2 separate regions of the Homo sapiens genome follow, and region 2 is linked to region 1. The links are chromatin loops, found by intact Hi-C in ENCODE. Cell type or tissue: heart right ventricle. All regions are shown on one strand.

The links. Peaks named below come from ENCODE experiments on the same cell type or tissue, not always from the same donor. Only the 100,000 strongest peaks of a DNase experiment are listed, where the experiment ranks them.
Region 2: a loop joins it to region 1, with 2.2 times the contacts of the local background. A loop is called at or near these places in 20 of 110 quality-filtered maps.

What each region holds. Positions count from the first base shown.
Region 1 is chr2:169,795,323-169,803,322 of GRCh38, forward strand. SSB (small RNA binding exonuclease protection factor La) reads left to right here and starts at 3,549. Exons shown (of 12, transcript NM_003142.5): 1 at 3,549-3,654; 2 at 5,630-5,704. The coding sequence starts at 5,639. LOC124907905 (a long non-coding RNA gene) reads left to right here. Exons shown (of 2, transcript XR_007087290.1): 2 at 1-71. RefSeq lists an enhancer at 3,332-3,832 and a silencer at 3,784-3,983. In heart right ventricle, no CTCF peak of the experiment used is centred here; a DNase peak (open chromatin) is centred at 3,549; H3K4me3 peaks cover 1,932 bases; H3K27ac peaks cover 1,515 bases.
Region 2 is chr2:169,524,611-169,532,610 of GRCh38, forward strand. KLHL41 (kelch like family member 41) reads left to right here. Exons shown (of 6, transcript NM_006063.3): 6 at 975-1,648. The coding sequence ends at 1,086. FASTKD1 (FAST kinase domains 1) reads right to left here. Exons shown (of 15, transcript NM_024622.6): 13 at 6,742-6,880; 14 at 5,977-6,091; 15 at 3,898-5,316. The coding sequence ends at 5,215. Among named protein-coding and RNA genes, the nearest start is that of KLHL41, 19 kb to the left of the region's middle. In heart right ventricle, a CTCF peak has its summit at 3,807 (motif pointing right); a DNase peak (open chromatin) is centred at 3,811.

The DNA.
Region 1 (8,000 bases):
TGGATTTGAGATCTGTTCTCCTGTCTCCTCACTTGGCTGCTTCATGAATAAACCCTTTCTCTGCAGCAAAATTTGATGTCTCAGTGATTGGGCATATTGTGCAACAGGCAGAACAAGCCCAATTCAGTAACAAAACCAAATCTTCAAAATAGAGCAATGCTATTACCCTAGACTAAATGTTCTTAATATGAGGCTGGGAGCAGTAACCAGCCTCATAATTAAGAAGCTGTTTCGAAATGTAGGTGGGATTTTTCATTGTCACAGTGACTGGGGGTTGCTACTTATATTTCTTCTGAAATCTCTTTTTAAACTCAGCATTATGTTTGTGAAATTTATCAATGTCAATTCATGTAGATCTAGTTTATTTTTCTCACTGTATAGAATTTCATTATTTAATTATATCACAATTTAATTTAGTTACCCATTCTTTTGTGGTGAACATTTAGTTGATTTCCAGTTCCCTAAATTTACAAACCATATTGCTATGAATATTCTTTTTTTTTTTTTTTTTTTTTTAGCGACGGAGTCTTGCTCTGTCATCCAGGCTGGAGTGCAGTGGCATGATCTTGGCTCACTGCAATCTCCGCCTCCCAGGTTCAAGCAAGTCTCCTGCCTCAGCCTCCCAAGTAGCTGGGATTACAGGCACGTGCCACCATGCCTGGCTAATTTTCGTATTTTTAGTAGAGACGGGGTTTCACCATGTTGGCCAGGCTGGTCTCAAACTCTTGACCTTGTGATCTACTCTCCTCAGCCTCCCAAAGTGCTGGGATTACAGGCATGAGCCACTGCACCCCGCCCGAATATGCTTGAACATGTTTTCTTGTGTACAGATGTGAACATTGCTCTAGAGTATAATCTTTTTTTTTTTAATGAGACAGAGTCTTACTCTTGTCGCCCAGGCTGGAGTGCAATGGCGCGATCTTGACTCTCTGCAACCTCCACCTCCCAGGTTCAAGCAATTCTCCTGCTTCAGCCTCCCTAGTAGCTGGGATTACAGGCATGCACCACCATGCCTGGCTAATTTTTGTATTTTTAGTAGAAACAGGGTTTCACCATGTTGGCCAGGCTGGGAGTATATTCTTTAGAGTGGACTTTCTGCACCATCAGCTATGCACATCTTAAACTTTAATAGATATTATCAATTTGTTCTCAAAGTAATTGTACTAAGTGTATACCCAGAAAGATGGTCTTTTAGTGTACTGACTTACAAAGTTATGCTATGAGAGATGGATACCAGTATGAGAGAGAGTCCTCTCCTAGGTACTGTAAATGAAACATGAAGCTTCCTGGTCTGCCGCCAGGAATTCATTTTCCTCAGAGGGTGTGTCTGCATGGAACTCTGCTTCTGGAAGGGAACGAGGGAGAAAAAGAAAAGATAAGAAAAGGGTTGGACATGGTGGCTCATGCCTGTAATCCCAGCACTTTAGGAGGCTGAGGCGGGTGGATCACCTGAGGCCAGGAGTTCGAGACCAACCTGGCCAACATGGCGAAGCGCTGACTCTACTAAAAATAAAAAAATTAGCCAGGCATGGTGGCGGGCGCCTGTAATCCCAGCTACTCAGGAGGCTGAGGCAGGAGAATCACTTGAACCTGGGAGGCAGAGGTTGCAGTGAGCCGAGGTGGTGCCACTGCGCTCCAGCCTGGGCGACAGAGGGAGACTGTCTAAAAAAAAAGAAGAAGAAAGAAAAAGATAAAAAAGAAAAGACAAGAAAGGGAGAGCAAAGGACCAGGGACCTGATGAGAACATGAAATAAATGTTTTTTTTGCCGGTGTGACTTCTGATAATAGGCTGTACTGCAGTTCTGCCCAGATGTTGTGGGACATGAAGAAGCAGTTATATTTGTTTAGGTGGCTCTGTCTCTAGGCAGATTCTGACTCTTCTTTCTATTCCCAGTGTTAAGCCTCCATACCAGGACATTAACAGGCATGTAATAAACAGTTAGCTGAATGGATGAATGAGAGTACCCTGACACTGATATTATTTGTTCTGTTAAATACATATATTCTCACTGACTTGATCAAAACAAGAATTAAGGTTTCAATTGTGTCTGGCATAAAATAGAGAGTAGATAAATATTCTTTGAGTGGATAAAAGATAATCTAATTAATTTGAATTTAAACTACCTGAGCACAACCCTGTTAAATATGTTTTTTCTCATTGGCCTTAAGAAAAGAAAAAAGAGCCCAGAGCAGTTTGAACTATGTGAGGTATGCGGAATTTATCAGGCACAGAGAGATATGAGTTTGGGACTTCAGTCATGTCCCTACACCCCTGTATTAGTTAGTTCTCATACTGCAATAAAGACATACCCAAGACTCGGTAATTCATAAAGAAAAGAGGTTTAATTGACTCATAGTTCCGCATGTCTGGGGAGACCTCAGGAAATTTACAATCATGGTGGAAGGGGAAGAGGCATGTCTTACACAGTGGCAGGTGAGAGGGAGCGAGCAAGAGCAGGGAAAACTGCCCTATAAAACCACCAGGAGAACAGCATGGGGGAAACCATCCCCATGATCCAGTCACCTCCCACCCTGTGTGTGGTTCCTCCCCTCCACACTTGGGGATTATGGGGATTACAATTCGAGATGAGATTTGTGTGGGGACACAGAACCAAACTATATCAGTCGCCATGCTTGGGGGGCAATTGTTTCAAGTCACTTTGTCCCTTACTACCTGCTTCATCCATTTTCATGTTCTTCGAATTTGTGATACAAAGAAGAATGTATAGCCAATCAATAGCTTGTTATTGTAATGTAAGTTATCGGTAAACAATTTAGGAACTGCCTCTTCTTTTTTCTTTAAAAGCTACTTGTAAGTGCTGCTAATCAGAGCATATATTCAGGGCAATTTGAATCCATGCTCTCATGTGGCAGTCCTCAAACTTGGCTCAAATAAACTGTCTACTTATATTAATTTTGCCTCAGTTTTTCCCTTTAGGTTGACAATATTGCATCAAGTTGAATACTCACAGCAATTGTATGAACTAGGTAGTATTTATTACCGGCCCTATTTATACCTGAGGAACAGAGAAGTTGAACAACTTGTCCAAGATCACAGTTTCACAGCAGGAGGACCATTATTTGAAGCAGGCAGTCTGATTCCAGACACCCAGTTTTTACACGCTGTACTGTATTGTTTTCAAAACTCTAAGATTTCATGGATCTTTGATTTTTTTTTTAAATTTCACTTGTCCTTTTTTTTTTTTTGAGAACTACTACAACACGATGTGTGTGTGTATTCACACACATTTTTGGAAAATATCTGAAAAAAAACCCAAAGCACTTCACATGAATGGAGGGCCAAAGGAAGGGCTGGGGTACAGACGCCGTCCAGAAATACTTAAAAATAAATGTTTATACTAACACAAACTAGCAGCCATTCCCCTACAACCTGGAGTACTTTTTAACCCAATCTGTTTGGGATTGAGGGCGGGACTCCAGGGTCCCTGGGAGGCCCCGGCAGCCGCGCATGCTCAGAGCACAGGGACCGCTCCACCTCGTCCGTGGCCCTGCCCACCCAGGCCGCAAGAGCTGCCGGGACGGTCCCCATCTTCTTGGAGCGCTTTAGGCTGGCCGGCGGCGCTGGGAGGTGGAGTCGTTGCTGTTGCTGTTTGTGAGCCTGTGGCGCGGCTTCTGTGGGCCGGAACCTTAAAGGTGAGTAACTCTCGGTGGCTAATGAGAAGCTACAAAAGGGTCCGCTTTGCTGGTGCGCGACTGCGCGTTTCCGTTCTTTACTGCTTCTCGCGGCGTCCGTCCGCCCCTCGCCTTCCTCACGTTCAGGCCGAGCGCCGCGTGGGCCGCAGCCGGAGGCGGCGGAGCCGAGGGGGCGCGGGCGGCGGCGAGGCTGCCCCCGCGAGGAATGCGGGATCCTGGGGTTCCCCGCACGTGGCTGGTGCCCAGGCAGTTCCGCGGTTGCTTAGAGACGGGACTGTGGCTGCCCTCATCCCCATTGCGTCTTTTTTTTTTTTTTTTTTTTTTACCTCCACCGCCTTCTAGTCTCACCGAAGGCTTGTGGCCATCTCTGTAAAGTTTCTGGGGAGGTGGGCACGGGGTAAACGCCGGAGGGTTCTGTGGAGCCTATGGGACTGACTGGAGGCCAAAGAACTTTGGGCCGCAGATGTACACCAGCGTCACTCTTTTGGTCTGTTAGGGCCTTCATCGCTCACATCAGGTTTCAGTGTGAAACGGGAAAACGTGGGTAATATTTCATTTACAGTCGTACATTCTGGAAAAGTATCTGATGAAACGCAGTTCCAAAATTAGGCCAAATAGGTTTTGCAGGGTCTAAATAGTTATTTTATTTCATCGTTTGCTTTGTAGGGGGCCCTAGATCACGGTAGTAACTTAGGAGTGTAGATTGTGATAGACAAGACAATGCATAAAATTGAGTAATTTCTCTAGGGGGATGTGGATCACACAGTACCCCGTTGCAAGTGCTTCCTATGTGTATCCATGGTATCGAATGCAATTGCAGTGTGTCAGGGGATGCTTCCAGGAAGTGTACCTACATCAGTTCATAACTAGAGTCAACTAATGGCAATATTCTCGATGATTTGTTCACATAACTTTTGTACAGTTGGGATGACTGGGTGGCTTAGTAGAGTCCTGGAGGCAAGTACTTTGTAAGTAGAAGACTTGGTTTGTAATTTCTAGCAAACTAATAGCACAGCTTCCTTTTTTCATTGCAGTGCTAATGTCAGGAATACGAAACAGGAAACTGGCTATCCAATGTATTAGTAAATTAGTAGGCATACTCCCCAGTTTAATGTTGTGTTAGTATGACCACATTCTCCCATTTTTGTTTTCGTATGTTCCTTAGCATAGAGTATCTAAGGAACTGTAACATTTTTCACCTTAAAGTTATGATGTCTAACTTGGTAACAAGGTTTGGGTAAGTCAGTTGTGACTACATTTTAAAAGAAATGAGGCCGGGCGCGGTGGCTCACACCTGTAATCCCAGCACTTTGGGAGGCCGAGGCGGGTGGATCGCCAGAGGTCAGGAGTTCAAGACCAGTCTGACCAACATGGTGAAACCCCGTCTCTACTAAAAATACAAAAATTAGTCAGCCGCAGCCGTGGTGGTGGGCGCCTGTAATCCCAGCTACTCAGGAGGCGAAGGCGGAATCGCTGGAACCTGGGAGGCAGAGGTTGCAGTGAGCCGAGATCGCACCATTGCACTCCAGCCTGGGCAACAAAAGCGAGACTCCGTCTCAAAAAAAAAAAAAAAAAAAGAGGTGAACCCATACCAAACAAATGCACAGAGAGCCATGGTAATATACAGATAGATAGTTATCTGTTTAAAACTGGAAATGGTTGGTAAGTGATTGGAGTTTTTTTCCCTAAAGCTTGCTTGACCAGCTAAGTGAAGATAAACAGTTTCTTGTTATAGAAGATGGGGTAGTGATTTACTGAAAGACAAGTTTTTTATAGTTTTTAGATTTTTTCATCACTTATTCCAAAGTGTTGCTTTGTTGAGATATTTGAGAACTGAGTAAAGAAACTGAACCCGTGAAAATAGAAATTCTTGATTTTTTAAGAAAACGGGATATTAATACTTTGTAAACATTATCTTTCTATTCTTGAGTTTTATATAAAAAATAACTTTATGCTAATTTGGGAAATTTTACAGATAGCCGCAATGGCTGAAAATGGTGATAATGAAAAGATGGCTGCCCTGGAGGCCAAAATCTGTCATCAAATTGAGGTATGATTCCTGTGCTATAAACTGCAAAAACAAGTTCCTTGAAAGAAAATACAGAAAGAACATTTAATTCTAGTACATGGACATATTCAACATTTGGTTTGCCTTTGATTCTTAGATGAACATATAATAGCATACAGTTTTATATTGGTGGAGCCAGGTTGTGAAACTTAAGATGTACAAACATTTCAAAAGGTAACACTATAAACTAGAGTTACTTAATCTTTTTAAAATTTTAGTTTCATAGTCTCATATAAAATTTTAGCTTCATAGTCTCATATAAAATGAGAATAATAGTAGTTCCCTCCTCATAAGGTAGTTTGGAGGATTAGTGAATATAATGTTAAGTACTTAGAAGAATTCCTGACACATAAGTAACATAAAAGTCCTTGGTAAAGTACCTTCCCTGTTAAATAACACTATATTTTTGATGATCTTAGTTTTTTTCTGCCCAGTCAGTTCTCAGCTATTGTAACTTTAATATAGTTTTTTTTTTTTTTTTTTTTTTTGAGATGGAGTCTCACTCTGTTGGCCACGCTGGAGTGCAGTGGCACTATCCTGGCTCACTACAACAGTATTGGCTCACTGCAGCCTCTGCCTCCTGGGTTCAAATGATTCTCCTGCCTCAGCCTCCCAAATAGCTGGGACTACAGGAGCACGCCACCACACCTGGCTAATTTTTGTATTTTTAGTAGCGACAGGGTTTCACCATGTTGGCCAGGCTGGTCTCGAACTCCAGACCTCAGGTGATCTGCCCACCTCAGCCTCCCAAAGTGCTGGGATTACAGGTGTGAGCCACTGTGCCCAGCCAGTAACTTTAATATAGTATCTGTTTTCAAAACCCTCTTAGCATTTTTTCAAATTTAGGTATTATGTTTATGTTAACGTAATACCTCAAGTGATCCGTAGTACCTTTGCAGTACTGATGCAGGAGGATGGCTTGAGTCCAGGAGTTAGAGACCAGCCTGGGCAACATGATGAGGCCCCATCTCTACAAAAAAATTTTAAAAATTAGCTGAGTGTGTTAGCAGTTTACCTGTAGTCCTAGCTACTTGGGAAGCTGAGGTGGGAGGATTGATGGAGCCCAGAAGGTAGAGGCTGCAGTGGCTGTGATCATACCACTGCACTCCAGCCTGGATGACAGAGCGAGACACTGTTTCAGGGGGCGAGGGGAAGAAACTTGAGAGTCTTCGTGAGCATACTCTGGCTGGGGAGGCTGCCTGATTTGCAAATCGTTCTTTGTTCAATTAAACTCAAAAAGAAAAAAACCTTAAAATCTTTACAATATCGATAATGGTTGCATGGGAAATTATCTCTAAACTTAGGTTCTTGCTAAGAACCCCTCAGATCATATTGTTTGGTGTGGGGTTTTTCTGCAATTCTCAGAACTGCTTTTTTTTTTTTTTTAAGCTGCACGTCTCTGCATTTAAAATGTCTCATGTTCCTTTTTTTGGTATTAATTTCTTTATGACTATGAGGAGAAAAATTAGAAATTATTCATTCTGTGTTTAATACTTAGAACAATACTAAGATGTATATAGAAAAGGTTGTATCTCTCCCACAACCTGCTAACTCTCAAATCCTACTCTTCTGAGGTTATCAAGGTTAAAAGCTTTTGACACTTTGCTTCATGCTCATACTAATTTTTTTAGTGGACCTTATATTTTACAACAGTTCTAGGTTTACAGCAAAATTGAGCAGAAGGTACAGAGATTTTCCATATATCCCCTGCCTCCACACAAGCATAGTGCCTTCACCTTTTAAAACATCCCCCACCAGAGTGGTACATTTCTAACAATTTTATTTCCTTCCCTTTCCCCCGCTAAATATAGGATGCATTTTTGTGGAGAAAAGTTTTGTAATCAATAATCTTTTCATTCTCCTCTTTAATATGAAGGATGTTTCTAATTTTTTTAGCTGTAATCATTCTTTGACAAATATTCTTATATATAAATCTTAGTAAACATGTTTATTGATTTCTTCAAGGAAAATTCTTAGAAGGAGCCATACTGGCTCAAGGATTATGCACATTTAAAAAACACTGATAATTGTCAGTTTACATCTACCTGAATGGCTAGTTCTCTGTGTTCAAGTCAATACTAGGTAGTCTTGGTTTTCTTTCTAATCTTAGCCAGTTTGTTAGGTGAAAAATGCTGTCTCGTTGCTTTAAATTGTATTTCTTTGATTAACAATGAAATGAGGTTGGATTTTTTTTTTAGTTTACAGTACATTATTTATTTATTTATTTTTTGTGATGGAGTCTCACTCTTGTCTCCCAGGCTGGAGTGCAGAGTGCAGT
Region 2 (8,000 bases), 270 kb before region 1:
TGGTCTCAAACTCCTGATCTCAGGTGACCTGCCCCCCTCGGCCTCCCAAAGTGCTGGGATCACAGGTGTAAGCCACCACACCTGGCTGATTTGGGGTTGTCTTGTGCCAGGTCTTGACAATTTGTGGAGAGATATTAATATATTATTTGTCCTCAGATGCCTTTGAGGCTTGAGGACATTGATATGGGGGGGGGAATTAAAATGGAGTGATAATTGCTATAATACCATATAAAGGATGATATGAGAAAGAGAAAGCAACAAACTGTGCTTAAGGAAGGTGAGAAAGGTTTCAGAGAGAAGGCGGCATTTAGAAGCTTCCCACACAAAGAAAATATTCCAGGCACCAGGCAGAGCAGACATGTTCAGCACACATCGTACAAGGGAATTCAAGTTATCTGTATCTTTATAACCTTGAATATTCAGAGATGAAGACCAGTTCTTACCTAAGTCAAGTGCAAAGTCTAAGAGTAGTCCTCAAACAGAACAATAAAGGGGAAGGGGAACAAATTTTCATAAAGTGACAGCTGTGTATCAGGTGCCATGCTAGGCACTAGTGTATAGGAACAATTGAAGGCATAATTAAGTCTACCGATAGTCCCTGCTCTTCCTCAGTTCTTTCTCTTAAGCAAGAGTCTGCTTACTTTGACTCAGAGACCAGCCATCTTCATCAATTCAAAGGTGAATGAATGTTTAACTGCTTAGCTATTTATTCCTCTTCTCTGCAGTCTTTGATTCCCAGAGAATGCTGAACTGCCTAGGCATCCAGATTAAATACTGTGGCAGTAGTTCAGGCACATGCTCATCCAGACAATGCATATTTGGGAGATATTTAAGTTCTGTTCTACCAGGCAGGTGCATCTTCTTCTGAGTAAGAGCCACTAGGGTTTTTTCAAAGATCCACATTTGTATTCTGAACACAGGGAAACCTATGGAACTAAAGCTGCTTATTGATTACTTTTTTTTTCCTCCATCAGGTATGAAGATGATAAAAAAGAATGGGCTGGGATGTTGAAGGAAATACGTTATGCTTCAGGAGCTAGTTGCCTAGCAACACGTTTAAATCTCTTCAAACTGTCTAAACTGTGAACAAGGTGACAAAACATAATAGATTGGGAGGTGGTTTGTTTGGTGAATGGGGCTTTAATTTATTCTGTTTTTTAAAAGCTTGTACAGACACTCATGTAGAAATTATTCAAGAAGTTATTGTCTAAGAGATGAGCAGTAGGTAAGAAAACCTCAGTCATTGACTCTTCAATGTAATGATCAGAGTTTAAAACCATTTTCTAATAATAAATTAAATCTTCAGTTGAACAAATTATTTTGTGAATCTGTTTCACTCAATGGATTGTAAAGAAGGCTCCTAAATTTGAGTTGTTTGCTAATCATTTCATTTGCATCATTAGGGTATCCTTAAACTGATTTTCTATTACAATTGGAAGTGGAGAATATGTGCATCTACACTAAAAAAATGTTTAAGATATCAAAAACCTCTCCTCGTGCTTCAAAATGACAGGAATCCTGTGCATTATACTAAGAATTACATGCCATAAGATGACTTCAGAAATCCTACTTCAGAAGTGTAATAAATGGATGGGGAAATCGTTTGATGGGGAAAAGTCTCTTGTAAGTAAAAGTAGTCAAATTCAAATGGCCTTTTCTCTCCATTCTTTTTGCGACACTGGCGTATTATTTGTGGTTTCCAAATCAAATTTTTAAAATTTTAATTTAAAACCAGTAAATCACAGTCTTCAAGCCATTAACTACAGCATCTGTGGCAGGAGGGTGAGGGAGCACCCTTAGGAAATGGATTGATTCTTTAAACTGCTGGGACAGCAGTTGGGGTCAGTGGGTGATGTGGAGGAGGAAGTGTATTCACTGGTTTAAATTTTGGCTACACTCCATGAAAGGGCTACCTATTTGCTAAATTTCTGACAGCAAGGAAGGTGACTGTATTATTTCATTTTCTGGGATGTGATATCCTCCATTCACTGTTCCTTCTTAGTGCATATAGTAAGTTGACTCCTCAATCTGCTCATAACCATCACATTCAACTCTGTGCAAGTCATCAATTAATCATCACTTTTAGCCACACACCAACTTATGAGTCTCACATAGCTTTCATAGACATATATTTGACTTCTATCCTTACCCATATTATTTTCTGAAAAACCTGACTTGGGACTAATTTGGAACATTCATGATTATTTGTCAAGGAGTTGCATAAAGAACAGATCTAAGTGTCCATACACCTTTTTTTCTCTACCATAAATACAGAAATATATTTAACAGAAACAAGTTTTATTTTGGGTATTTAAAGTAGAATCCTGATTACTTTTCTATATTGAAAAATACTTTTCTTAAATTATAGCATGAATACAGAATCATGAAATTCCCAAAGTGGAAAATCCTACAGGTTCTTCAACAAATAAACTGTTAGGAAGAGGAAGGGGCACTTATAAAGACAGACTCAAAAGTGTAGAGGAAGAGGGGGCCACAGGGATAATGGTGTCCGGAAATGTACATCTGGGTGATAAAACTGTAAGAAGTACTTACTATAAAATCAGGATTGAGGTTAATTTTAGGGAGAGAATGCCAATCTACATAGATGTAAAATTAAGTTGTAAAAATAATGCTTCTTCCAGGGTTTGAGGATGATGATGTTCTGGAATCAGATATGGGTGATGGTTGCACAAATATACTAAAAACCACTGAATTATACACTTTTAAAGGGTGAATTTTATAGTATGGGATTTATATCTCAATAAAAAATGCTTTTGTTTATAACAATCTAAGTTATTTAGATAGAAAAATCATCAATCAAAAAATAAGAGTATCTATATAAAGAAAACCATTTGAATCAGATAGCCTAGAGCAAGGGTCCCCACCTGGGCCACATAGCAAGAGGTGAACAGTGGGCAGGCAAGTGAGCATTACCACTTGAGCTCCACCTCCTGTCAGATCAGCAGCTACCTTAGATTCTCATAGGGGGACAAACCCTATTGTGAACTGTACATGCGAGGGAACTAAGTTGCATGCTCCTTATGAGACTCTAACTAATGCCTGATGATCTGAGGGGGAACAGTTTCATCCTGAAATCATACCATCCCCCAACTGCTGTCCATGGAAGAACTGTCTTCCGCAAAAAGGTTAGGGACTGCTGGCCTAGAGAGAGTAGGAGATGTGACAGGTAAAAAGTTAGATCATGTGTAACAACTAGTGAAAGTATACCAGGGTTATTCAATCAAGATTTCCATGTACCACAAGTATATAATGACTAAATTTTTAATGATTTATATCCAAAGGAAACCCTTTATAACCCTCATCAGCCTAATCATTTTATTCTAAAGTTGCATAGTAAAATATTTTAACCTATTCAATGGTCTAGTTCTTGTTATCACTTGCTTGAGAAATGGAACACATTTCATGGAAATTAAACACTGAATTTAGCATTTCCACTAATATGACTATGAGGAAATTCAGAAAGAGGAAGAGACAATGAGAAATCTTTCACTTACTATTCTGATTTTGTTTTTCACAAAACGTTTTGTGAAGTTAATATTCCACAAAATCATTAAGTATTGGAGTTCAAATCATGCAAAGTCATTGGATATTTTAAACATGTACTTCAACTAAGCCTAAGCCAAACATCAGTGAAGCAATTTACATGCAAGACACAAATTTTAAAGCTATGCTTATGATTGAAGGCACTCCAGCTACCAACTTATTTTGAGATAGTATGAATTGAGAAGGTCATGGAGTCAGAAGATAGCCACGGTTCAGATGGTCAATTACCTCCACCACCACCAGGTGGCGTAACTGAGAGTAGTTAGGCTGTGGCCTGCTGAGCACAAAACCATCACTCTTAGAGGAAGGGTTGGGGATTATATCACACAGTAGGCCCTTAGTAACCATTTTATTGAATAAATGTGTTGTAAGACAGGGAGAAGCCATTATTCCCTCAATGTGTAGGATTACACCAGGTCAAGATGGTCCACTCAGCTACTACCCCATTTCTTTGCTTCCATTTAGGAGAAAATGTATCTCCTCCCATTTTCTCTTGAACCAGTCAGGCTTTCACATGCACCACTTCAAAACGACTATTTTCAAAGTACTAATGATTTTCATGTTGCTAAATTTAATAGCCATTTCCCATTTGTCATCTTTCCTGACCTATCAGCAGCATCTGATACAACTACTCACCTCCCCCTTGAAATGCTTTATCCACTTGGCTTCTAGGAAGTATTACTTACCTTCCTTCCTCCTACCTCATTGGCCATCCCTGCTCAGTCTCCTTTCCTGATTCCTCCTCTTCCTCTTAATCTTTTAATGTTGGGGCACTTGAAAACTCAGTCCTCAGACCTCTCCTCCATTCACACTCTTCTCTAATCTCATTTTAAGCGATTTCATCTACTCTCATGGCATTGAATACTGCTGACATTTATACATTTATATCTGGGGCCTGGACCTCTTCCCTGACCTCCAAGCTCATTTACTGAATTCTCTATTTGATATATCCACTTAGATGTTTAAAAGACATCACAAACTCAACATATCTAAAACAAACTTGTGATCAACCCCCACCACCTGCCCCCCATCTTGCTCTTCCTATAGACTATCCCCATCTTAGTTAATGCTAATGACATCCTCTTAGTTGCTTAGGACAAAAACTTAGAATTATCCTTGACTCCTATTTGTCTCATACCTCATATCCAATCAGTGAGCAAATTCTGTTGCCTTTATCTTCAACATACATCCAAAAAATCTGACTACTTCTTATTACCTCCACTGCTACCACTCTCTCCAAGCCACCATCCATTGTTGTCTGGATTATTGCAATGACCTCGTAAAGAGTTTTCTTTCTTACACATTTGCCTCATCGTAGTCTTTTCTTATCTCAACAAGGTAGCCAAAGTAACGCAGTTAAAATGTGAATTCATATCATTCCTTACTTGAAAAGCCCCCAATGGCTTCTCATCTCGCTCAGAGTAGCCAAGAGGTTGTATTTGACTCTGTTATCTCTTATCTTTTCTCTTATACACTCCCACCCCACTCCCCACTTGTTCTGCTCCAGCCACACTGGATCCTTTGTTATTCTCAAACATGCCAGGCATGTTCCCACCTTAGGACATTTGTACCTATTTTTTAATTGAGACAGGCCACTTTATTAAAATAGGTCCAAATGTAACACACGATAACATTCATTTTAAATAAAAACTACAAACATGACTTGACTTCTCCAAATATACATTCTCTCAGGTAGTCCATCCGAGCATCCTTTGTTGACAGTGCCATAGAGTTCCATTCAAACTGGGAAATCTGAAAATAAGTAATGTTGTTTGAATGAAAGTTTTAAAGCAACAACAAAAAACATTGAGGAAGACATATAAGCACTACTGATCAAAGCTGTAGGAATCCTATGAAATTAGTTTACATAAGGATAGCCTGTGAACCTCTACTGGAAGCCAAGTGGGTCCTTCTGACATTGCCTAGAATACTTTTTTCTGCTCCTTTCATCCTCCTTTTCCTACAATACCAATGATGGACATTTTTTCCTACATAGTCTTCTATATTCATACCTAGTTGTTTCCTCTGATAACTCTATCCATCTCTACAGTGCCTCTCTCCTTTGTAAGATATAGAAATCATAAGATATGGATATTCTAAAGACAATAAAATAAATGACAACTTTTATTTATTTATTTTTATGAGACAGGGTCTTGCTCTGTCACCCAGGCTGGAGTGCAGTGGGATGATCACGGCTCACTGCAGCCTCAATCTCCTAGGATCAAGCAATCCTCCCACCTCAGCCACCCAAGTAGCTACAGGCATGAGCTATTGTATCTGGCCTGTTTGAGTGATACATTTTAAAAAATATATTTAAAAAGGTAATTCTGGAACTTTCACATTAAAAGGAAGCACATGTACAGCTAGTGTCTCTGGGCTTTTTAGAGGCTGAATTACATGAGTATTTCATACCTGAATTACACGATACCCCAGAATTTCCAAATGTCGTTTTTTCATAGCAGATTTTCCTTTCATGTGAGGGATATTTCTACAAAGTGCTTTTGAATCCAAAAATTCCAAAGCAATCCTACATAAAATAAAAAAATATTTACTCCTAAAATCAGAATAAGAAACTGAATAATTACAAGCTTTTCAGAAACAAGATTGCATCTTTATAAACTAACAAAAGCCAATGAATATAAATGAGTATATCAAGTTATGTTTCTACTAAGAAATTAGTAATTGATGACAAACCTATTTAGTTACACAAAATTATTGTAAATATTTGTCTGCTTTCATCCATTTTTTTGGTCCAATATATATTTACACATGCCTACTACATGTAAACCACTGTGAGGGGTACAAATATGAAGCAACACAGCTTATAGTCTAACAGAGAACACATGATGTATAGTAAGTTACTGTAATGCAGTGTAGGAAGTGGCTAAGTGCTATGAGAAAAGTAGAGAGGTATGGGAGCGCAAAAGAAGATACTATTTTACTTCCAGTGGAGGACAATTCTTTTAGCACTTTAGTTAGGGAGATTGCTAGGCTTTGGACAGAAGAAGGGAGAACATTAAAGCAGAAAGGAGAGGAAAAGCAAAGTTACAAAGGTGGAATGCATGACATATGAGGAACAGATTCCACTACCTTCAATCCTTGATCACTGACTTCAGTATAGTACACCAAATTTAACATTTAGATATTAATACAATCTAAAACTAAGAAATAAATTACCTTTCAGCCCCTGGTGGCAGCCTTGATCCAACTATTTCGATATTTGATTCCCAGGGCATTTCTGGTAGTTGTCCCAATGCTATATTATGGCTTCCATACGGAAGAGGTTTTTTTCTTTTATCCAAGATACACTCAAAATCTTAAGGAAGCATAGAAACTGGTAGTATGAATTAGGTAAAGTCTTACAGATAAAAGTTTAAGATATATTTGAAATATATATGCATATAATATTTGTACACACACACACTCACAAAAGAATGACGAACCTCTCAGATTATCCAAGTTATTTTTATAAGATCTGGTCCAATGGCACCTCTCTTTGGAAATCAATCAATAAAAAAATCAACCAGAAGAATTACAAAACAATATTAAGTACTAGGCTACATTTAGCGCTGGGCTAGGCCAAATCACATTAAAGAGTTTCAATCTCTTTAAGGCTCTTGATTACATTTGGAGAAAGCTAAACCAACTCATCTGAAAATTAATAAAGAAAAAGATACAAGCATTTATCCTGTCTTTTCTACATGAATTGTACATAAGAGTAACTAAACAGTTGATATGGGAAAGTCCTTTTTAGACAAATTCCAGCTAATAAATGTAGAAGGCATGATAGATGTAGAATATCGCTACTTTACCACCCCTCTGAATGATGGATTTAGGCAATGAGTGATCATTAATAACTGCTAAAATCAGCAGGTGAAAAGCTGACAGGGGAACTTTCTGTTGAATGAATCAGCTGACAACATACGAACCCACTGATGAGTCTTAATGTATAAAAGACAACCAGGCCAGGCACAGTGGCTCACACCTGTAATCCCAGCATTTTGGGAGGCCGAGGCAGGCAGATTGCTTGAGCTCAGGAGTTCCAGACCAGCCTGGGCAACATGGCAAAACCCAATCTCTACAAAAAACTTAAAAAATAAGCCAGGTGTAGTGGTAGCTACTCCGGCTGAGGAGGCTGAGGTGGGCGGATCCCTTGAACCTAGGAGGTCAAGGCTGCAGTAAGCCATGCTTGTGCCACTGCACCTCAGCCTAGGCAGCAGAGCCAGACAAAAAAAAAAAAAAGGAAAGAAAGAAAAAGAAAAAGACAACCAGCCTTGTGTGCCTCCTGAGAGGATGCAGAAAGAAGTACAAGCCACTTATGAAGTTTTTGGCCAAAAAGAAAAACCTAAAAAAAAAACCTAAAATCTAATCAAATCTCTAGATATCACTAATGGTTTACAGCAAACCCAGGTTTACAGTAAAAACATTAAAAACTA